2 separate regions of the Homo sapiens genome follow, and region 2 is linked to region 1. A link is a contact called in ENCODE Hi-C or POLR2A ChIA-PET data. All regions are on one chromosome and are shown on one strand. The core of a region is the stretch at or near the end of the contact, and the rest is flanking DNA. Distances in the headings are between cores, read along the strand shown.

The links. A loop is a pair of places that touch in the nucleus more often than their neighbours do. ChIA-PET counts read pairs that join two places held with the same protein, here RNA polymerase II (POLR2A). Pooled maps may share reads with other maps.
Region 2: a pooled map shows a loop between it and region 1 (2.1-fold over the local background). The contact joins the promoter of KIF23 here to the promoter of PAQR5 in region 1. A Hi-C loop is called at or near these places in 2 of 168 maps with a recorded cell type or tissue (MCF 10A and endothelial cell of hepatic sinusoid) and 1 of 50 pooled maps. POLR2A ChIA-PET finds 5 or more read pairs at or near these places in 3 of 52 experiments (H1, MCF 10A and WTC11).

Annotation. Positions count from the first base shown.
Region 1 is chr15:69,296,150-69,300,161 of GRCh38, reverse strand. It overlaps PAQR5 (progestin and adipoQ receptor family member 5), which reads right to left and starts at 1,250. Exons shown (of 9, transcript NM_017705.4): 1 at 1,106-1,250. It overlaps PAQR5-DT (PAQR5 divergent transcript), which reads left to right and starts at 1,399. Exons shown (of 3, transcript NR_184010.1): 1 at 1,399-1,684.
Region 2 is chr15:69,412,121-69,416,132 of GRCh38, reverse strand. It overlaps KIF23 (kinesin family member 23), which reads right to left and starts at 1,784. Exons shown (of 24, transcript NM_001367805.3): 1 at 1,657-1,784; 2 at 70-139. The coding sequence starts at 1,667. It overlaps KIF23-AS1 (KIF23 and PAQR5 antisense RNA 1), which reads left to right and starts at 1,104. Exons shown (of 2, transcript NR_132971.1): 1 at 1,104-1,981. RefSeq lists silencers at 1,385-1,464, 1,495-1,614.

The DNA.
Region 1 (4,012 bases), core at 1-2,500:
ACCTAGGGGGGTGGGGAGTGGGGTAAAAGAAACAAACCTCTGCTGAGTCAAGGGCACTGCAAGAATGCAGAAGCGACCATGCAGCTCTGGAAGGATGCGGTGGGAAACCCGCCACTCAGTGGTGGAGAAAAGCCCACCAGTTTCTCCAGCAAATGGCTGAGCTTTGTTGGGCCTCCTTGTCTTCTCATCTGCCCATGTGTTAATATCTACTCGCCATTGGTTTGTTAGGTTCAAATGAAATCAGGGATGTGTCCCTTTTTGGCTGCTAGCTCTTCTCAGATCCCCTGACCTCTCCCCATCTCTTCTCTATGGCTCTGCGTGGGAAGGGGCAGTTGTCACCCCCGACTCCCACTAAGCTGAGCCCTCCTCCCAACCTAAGCGGGAGGAAGCCGGTTCTGCTCACGGATAAGAGTTACCGGGCTCCTGAGTTCTTGTTCTGCTGGGCCGGGGTCCACCCCCTCTCCTGGGCTCATCCGACTAGGACTTGGGAAGTGCTAGGGGAGCCAGGAGATGCCCAGCTGGGGGCTGTGGCCGGGGGGAGGCCAATGACAGAGCAGGGGGAACTCCCTGTAGCTGGGCACCCACTTCAACAGGGCCGGGACGACCCCCGCAGGCAGTGGGCCGCCCCTCACCCACACGGTCCTGCTCAGCCCAGGCTCACATCTGGGCTCAGGAGGCGGGAAGCACAGGTGTAAAGAAATCGCCAACTGTGCAGCCCCAATCCAAGGGTTTTATTAAAGTGGGGGCGGCGGGAGGGGGGCGGTGGAGGAAGGATAAGCGGCGCAAACGCCCTGGAGAGTGAGAGAAAAGGTGCGAGAAGGCAACAGCTCCCCTCACCGCCCTCGATTGCAGCAGAGAGCCTTCTGCACGGCGGCGGCCGCCCCACCTTCACACCGGCCCCGCGTGCGGTGAAAGTGGCCGAGCCGCGCCGCCGCCGGATCAGGGCCGCCCCGGCACAAACTTTCCCAGACCCGCCCTCGGAGCGGCCACCCAGGCTCAACGGGCTCCACGGGCGCAGGGCGGCTGGGGCTGCCGCGGAGGGCGGGTGCGCGTGGACCGGGAGGTGGGGAGGCGGCGCGCGGCGGGGAGTCCCGCCCCGGGTTACCTGGGTTCCAAGGGTCTCGGGAGTCCAGTGGACAGGGCGCGGGGACAGCACAGGCAGGCCGGAGACCAGACACTCCTCCCGGGCTGCGGCGACCCCGGACTCGCGGGCCCTGCACCTGGCCCTGCGGGTCGCCGCGCCTACCCATGCCGGTCCCCGCCCGTCCCCTCCCGCGCGGGGCGGGGCGGCCCCGGGGGAGGAGCCGAGGGCCGTGGGCACCACCCCCTGAGCCAGGCCTGCGCCTCATCACGTGCCACCGACCCTGGGCTCTGTGACTTCCAAAGACTCGCCACCCCATTCCACAGCCTGAGGTGCCACCAAAGCCATAAGCCCAGGGGAGTCTCTCACACCCCATTCTCCTAGGGCCCATGTACCCCACGCCCACCTCCACCCCAGGAGCCGAAGGCCGGCAGGGAGCCTGGAGAGCCTCCTTGATGGGAGAACTGCGGAGCTTGCCCCTCGGAAAAGTGCATGGGGTGGAGAACAGGGAAGGAGAAAAAAACAACAACTGGGTACTCGCAGCCCCACCGCGGTGTCCGCTTCGCCGGTGGGAGAGGATCCTCGCCGCCCTGAATCCTTGAAGTGAGTTCCACCCCTGTCTCTTGGAGTGCTCAGGGTGGCGGGCCCTTTGCCAGCCCTCACCCTTTCCCCAGGGATCCTGTCCCAGGTCACAGGCTCCTAGACTGGAAGGCGCTGGGCCTGGACCTCTGCCACTCAGTGGACACAGCTATAAGAGATGAAGGGACACAGAGGACAAAGAAGAAACATTTGGCTTCAGGGAACCAGACTCTGTGTCTCCTCCCAGGTGCTGAAGGAACAGGTTGCAGCTACCTGGTGCCCCCACCCCGACCCTGCCAGAGAAAGGTTGGAACATCCACACCTGTGGACCGAAGTCCCCCACCAGGCTCTTTCCTCCCACCCTTCAGCCCCAGGCTCTCTGAGCTCCTGCTCCTCCCTGCCTTGCCTTGTTTGCTGAGGGCACACACAGTGGAGAGAGCACAGGACTGGGAGTCCAGAGACCTGGGCTCTAGTCTACTCTGTGACTCGGGTCAAGTCTCTGGCCCTTTGTGGGCCCAAGTTGCCCCATTTGCAGTGAATAGGTTGCAGTCAATTATCTCCGGCCATTTTTACGGATCCTGAACCGTGGTCTTGGGCACCTTGCTTTATTAGGCTTTTTGGTGGCTGTGCATCTTGTAAGGGTGTGTATGCATGTGCGTGTGTGTGTGCGTGCGACATGCGCTTGTCCTCTCAGACCCAAGTTCTTAAAGGGAAAGAGACTGGGGCCTACACAGAGGCAGGCATGTATATTCCACAGACCAGAGTTTGACAAGAATGACTGGACACAAGAGTGGAGCCCAGTCCCAGCTCTATGCTGAATTCAGAGTAGCCTTGGACAAGACCCTCACCATCTACAAAATGGAGATTAATAATCCCTGCTTTGCCTTTCCAAGGCTAGTCGGGGGACTCAGTGAGATATTAGATATGAAGCTCTTTGAAGGGGAATAGCACAGGGATGTGTGCTTTTGATGTCTGGGCCAGTGATGGGTTTGGGGGAAGAATAGGGTGTGAAGCATTCTCTGGGAGGCAAAGGCTGGCACTGGACTGATTGGCCACCCTGCCAAAGCTGCAGCATGCACAGCACAGGCAGGCACCCCACCACCAGCAGCCAAGGTGAGCAGAGATGCCTGGTGCCCCACCTGGATTCCTGCCTGCTGTAGGTATCTGTGTGTGCACCTTGAAGAAACTAAAGAGGGAAGATAAAGAGGCTCCCAACCTAAATGGAGGTGGTCAGTGGATTACTGATGAATCGATCTGCATATCTTGGCCAAAATCACCCTCCTCTGCTCTTAGGGAGTTTAAAGTCTAACTGAATGATTGAACATGAACCCTTTGGAGAATGATGTGGAGCCAGGAGAGGGGATTGTGGATGGTGAGCACACAGGATGATCAGAGGAGGGGGAAGGGCAGGGAGGGGCCGGGGAGGGGGGTACTTAGACCACATGGAGATGCATTTAGAGTATTGTGTTCAACACTCCTATTTCATAGTGATGAAATGGAGGCCCAGAGAGGGAAAGTGACCTGCCCAAGGTCACACAGTCACAAGAAGTCAGTAGCAGAGCTAGAACTTGGACCCAGGACTTCAGGAATCTATGCTGGATTTGAGCCTCCTGTGCAGCCGAGGGAGACCTGAAGTGTGGGAAGGACTGGGATACGTACCAGTGGGCAGGAAGAAAGAGTGAGGCAAAGTGCAGAGGTGGGAACTTTGTACAGCAAGGGAAAGGAGCTGGAATCACAGGCAGGATCTGGAAGGAGGGAGCTGCCCAGACCTGGAAAGCCAGGCTGAGCACTGCAGACCACAGAGGGTTTCGAGCTGACACCAGTTGGGAAGATACAGGCGTGCGAGGGGCACACGCCCAAATGACCCAGTGAGACAGCAGGTGACATGACAGCAAGGCAGCAAGGAGACGGGGAAGAGCAGCTCCAGGAGTCAGGCAACCTCCAATCAAATGGCCTTGAGCAAGTTGTCTCTCTTCTCTGACCCTCAGTTTCTTTTTTGTGGAGTGAGAGATAATCATCTTTTTTTCCTTTCAGGGTTATTGTAGTGACCACAGAATGCATTTGGAAGTGCTCTGTAAACTGCAGAGTGCTAAGTAAATTTAATATTTGGAGTTGTGTTTTATTTTCCAAAGGGCTCAGTAAACATTTGTGGAACTGACTGATATTGGATTGGACACTCTCCTCATGGCAATGGGCAGAGGGACCACAAACGGAGGGGGGCAGGGATTGGGGTGGTCAGAGGGAGTCCTGGCAAGGGTGTGAAGGAAGGAGAGCTTCAGTCTTAAATGTGAGTCTCCCTCTGACATCTTTACAACATAACTCAAAAAGCCTTTTTGGGGGGAAACAGTCCTA
Region 2 (4,012 bases), core at 535-3,034, 120 kb before region 1:
CATAAGACAGAAAGGACTGAAGAGATAAGTTTCTTAAACACCACACATAAATTTACAGGGATACCTTACCCCAACTGGGTCTTTAAGGTTCGTTTGGGACCCTTTTTTCACGGTAGGTTTCCGGGGTGTCTTAGCTCTCCTGGTCATAGATTAAAAAATAATAATAACTTTTTTTTCAGTTCAACACGAATACAAAAGCCTCACCTAAAACTTATACAATCTTTCTAGGTTATCTGTAAATTATCCCTTAGCAGTTGCAAAACACTGCATCCCAAATAACATTAATAATCATAGTAGCAGAGTGTTTGTGGCATGCGTAATCCAAAAGTAATTAAAATTTGCTTTAGAATACATTTTTGGTACCAAAGCTACCTACTTATTCTCTGATTAGTTCTATACTTAAAATGGCTTGCATATTTTCTTGAGCAACAATTTAACAGAGGCACTACAAATTATAACTGCCCACACTTTACAGACTGACAAGCGATTAACTTCAATACACTATAAAAATGCACATGGAGGAAACCATTCTTTCGTCAAGGGTTACGCCTGTACTTTCAAGGAACAACCAGTCATTGAATGCTCAAAACATTACTCTTTGTCTCCAAACAAAATCTGGTCCCAAACTGCCAATTTCTTGGTTTCTTAAGTAGGGGCAATCAAAAAGTTATTTTGATTGATTTCACCATTTCTCTAGCATCTCATCTTTTTCCCTTCACATTTATCTATAGGCTAGATATACATTTAACACATTAAAATTAAGTAAGATTATTGGCTTCGACTGTAGTTTAAAAATATTTTTCCAAACATATTCTCAGATGAAACACAAGCAAATTCGTGTTATTCAGTGCAAAATACTTTGTGGTGGGCTTAAGTTAAACTCAACGTATATTTCTTATATATAATTTTTTTCATCTAAAGATTTTGACTTCGGCCTCTTAATAAACAAGTTGTCTTTTGCAAACGACTCCCTAAATGGTAATAAAGCCAATCCTCTCCTTTGCACGACAAATATTTCTTTACCCAGGAATGATGCTGCGCCGAAAATATTAGCTTAGGAATGTGGGCGGAGGTTCTCTGCGGCCACAAAATACAGCAGAAGTAACTGGCCTGTGTAAGCGGATGGGCTCGGCCTCAAGGACAGGGTGCTCGGCTGAAAAAAAAGCTAGCGGCGATCACCGGTGCCAGGGCTCTCCAGAAACGGAGCCCATCTAACCAATGCCCAGCACACTCGCTCTGCTCCACACACGAGACCACCTCCGACCCGCACTAAGTTGGCCAACTGCACTCTGGAGGCGGCGGCAGCCAGCGAGGGAGAAGGGAAAGGCTGTCCCGGGACCCCGAGGAGGACTGCCCCGCCCCCGGGAACCGGGTGCGGCGTAAAACAACCCCGGCTCCGGGCCGACCCTTCCTGGCCCCTTGGAGGCCCAGGCGGGGCGGCGGGGGGCGACGCGGCAGGGGTCTCCGCGCCCAGGCTCCCGCGGAGCGGCCACACGTGGAGGTTCCCACTTTGGGGTCGCGGCCGCAGCAGCACCGGGCGGGATGCTGTCCGCGCTGCCCGCGTACGGCCGCGGCCTGAGTGGAGACGCCTGCCCCCAGCCCCGAGGCCTCGGCCCCCGTCCGCCCTCTCTCCCTGCTCGGCGGCCTCGTACTCACGCTGACTTCATGGCAGCAGGCTCCACGCCGCCCAAACGCGCATGCGGGACGGCTGGCTGGCGAAGACTGCGGGACGTTAGGACCGGCAGCAAGAACTAGAACTTCGCGGCTAAGGCGCGGTGCTCTGCGAAGCCGGCGGCGACGCTAAGAGCCCAGGTGAGCTCCCGCCTGGCGCATTTCAAACGGGCCAATCAGCGCCCGTCCGCAGGGAGAGGCAGGACCTCCGCGGAAGTGACTTCGCTGCCGGAAGTGGCGCTTGTCTCCTAGGCGACCGACGCTGAAAGGGCCGCGGAGTCGCGTGTCAGGGCTGGAGGGAGATCTTGAGGTATGGTATTTAAACTCTTCCGCCTTGCGATGACGAAACTGAGGGTTTCTTTTCCTCCATCACAAGAAGTTCAATGGAAGGGCCTTTCCAGGGTTGATTCAGAGGTCGGAATGTCGTTCTGGTGAAAAGTGTTGTATTCCTGTGCTGTGCCCTGCTCCAAGTCTCAGGCTCCGTCTCTCTGGCTCCCAAGTCACCACATTATCTTGGCGTCTTTTCTCTCTCTGATTCACCTTTCCTGGGTTTCCCTCCAGCTCTGTCCTATATGTACATTATTTTATCAAATCTTTTTTTTTTCCTTTTTTATTTTTTGAGGTGGAGTTGCTCTGTCGCCCAGCCTGGACTGCAGTCTTCAGCTCACTGCAACCTCCACCTCCTAGGTTCAAGCAATTCTCTTGCCTCAGCCTCCCGAGTAGCTGGGATTACAGGCGCGCACCACCACGCCCAGCTAATTTTTGTATTTTTAGTAGAGATGAGGTTTCACCATATTGGCCAGGGTGGTCTAGAACTCCTGACTTAAGGTGATCTGCCTACCTTGGCCTCCCAAAGTGCTGGGATTACAGGCGTGAGCCACTGCGCCCGGCCTGTTTTATCAAATCTTGATTGTGTTTGATCCTGGCCTTACGGAGATGAATAAAATTTGGTCCTTACCCTTAAGGGGCAACCTTTTGAACCTACTCTTGCCTTAGATGAACTGATTCTATATCACTTCTGTCTTTGACCCTAAGCCGATGACTACCAAATACACATCTACACCTGGGCTCTCATGGAACTCTAGCCCCTTCTCAACTTCCTAAAGGACCACAGCACTGGTAAGGATAGTCACAATGTCCTTGGCCAATATTGTTGGTGCTCAGGAAACGACACCCCAGAGTATGGCTCTTTGGCACACTGAGTGCTTTGAACTAAAGAAGACTGAAAGTGCCTCAGAGAAGCCTTAAAAGCAAAGTCTGTCTCTGACTTTCTCCTGCCCTCTTGTCTCCCACCCCTCTGTGTCTCCTAAAGCAAATAATAGAAACCAGAATTTCTGTTCCCCAAGGCGGGTCATGGAAACTAGAACCCCTTTTCTCCCAAGCAAGCCAGAAACATTATTCTAGAAAAACCTAGAAATATTAATCTAGCCTTCCCCCACCTTTTTGTGTAAGAGCTGGCCATAAAGACATTCTTTGATGTACCTTGTCATAAGACCCTCGTTCCAAAAGGGTCTTGCCCTACACTCAGGAAGAAGGAAAGCTGCACAGAGAGGCCAAGAAGAATCTGAACAGACAGGACTTGCTGGATTCCTCCTTCAGTCTGTTACTATTAGATCATACTCCTTTTGTACAATCACATTTCTACACAGCTGTCCATTCTTCATCTCATCTAAGCATAAAAATGGACAGCTTTCCCTGGGTCTTTGGGTCTTCATTTCTGAAGGCACTTACATCCCATAAAACTGTGATTCAATAAGTTATCCATTTATCTTGCTAACCTGTTTTTTGTTATGGTAGTGTCAGCTGTGACCCTTAAGATGGGTAAAGAAAAGTATCACACCTTTTCCACCCCTACATTGCACATTAGGATGGTTCCAACTTTTCCTATTACAGATACAGCTATAGTGAATGAATGTGGAAATTTATACAATGCAGGTAAATATGTAGGAAACATTTCTAGAAACAGAATTGCTGAGTCAAAGAGTATACATATGTGTAACATTTCACAGATATTGCAAATCATTCTCCATAAAAGCTGTCCAAATGTACACTCCCACCAGCCTGTATGAGAGTGCCTATTTCTCCACAATTCTCAAAGTGTTATCAAACTTTTCAGTAGCTACCAATCTATTGATATCTCATATCAATTGGTGAGAAAAAACATGTAGTTAAATTTTTCATTTATTTTCAGATAAATGTTGTCTATTCATATATTTTAGAGCCCTTTTGATTCCTTCTCTATCAACTGTGTTCATATTCTTTGCCTCTTTGTTCTATTGGTTGTTCGTTTTTCTTAATGATCTGTGAAAGTTCTTATATTAAAAAAAAATTGGTCCTCATC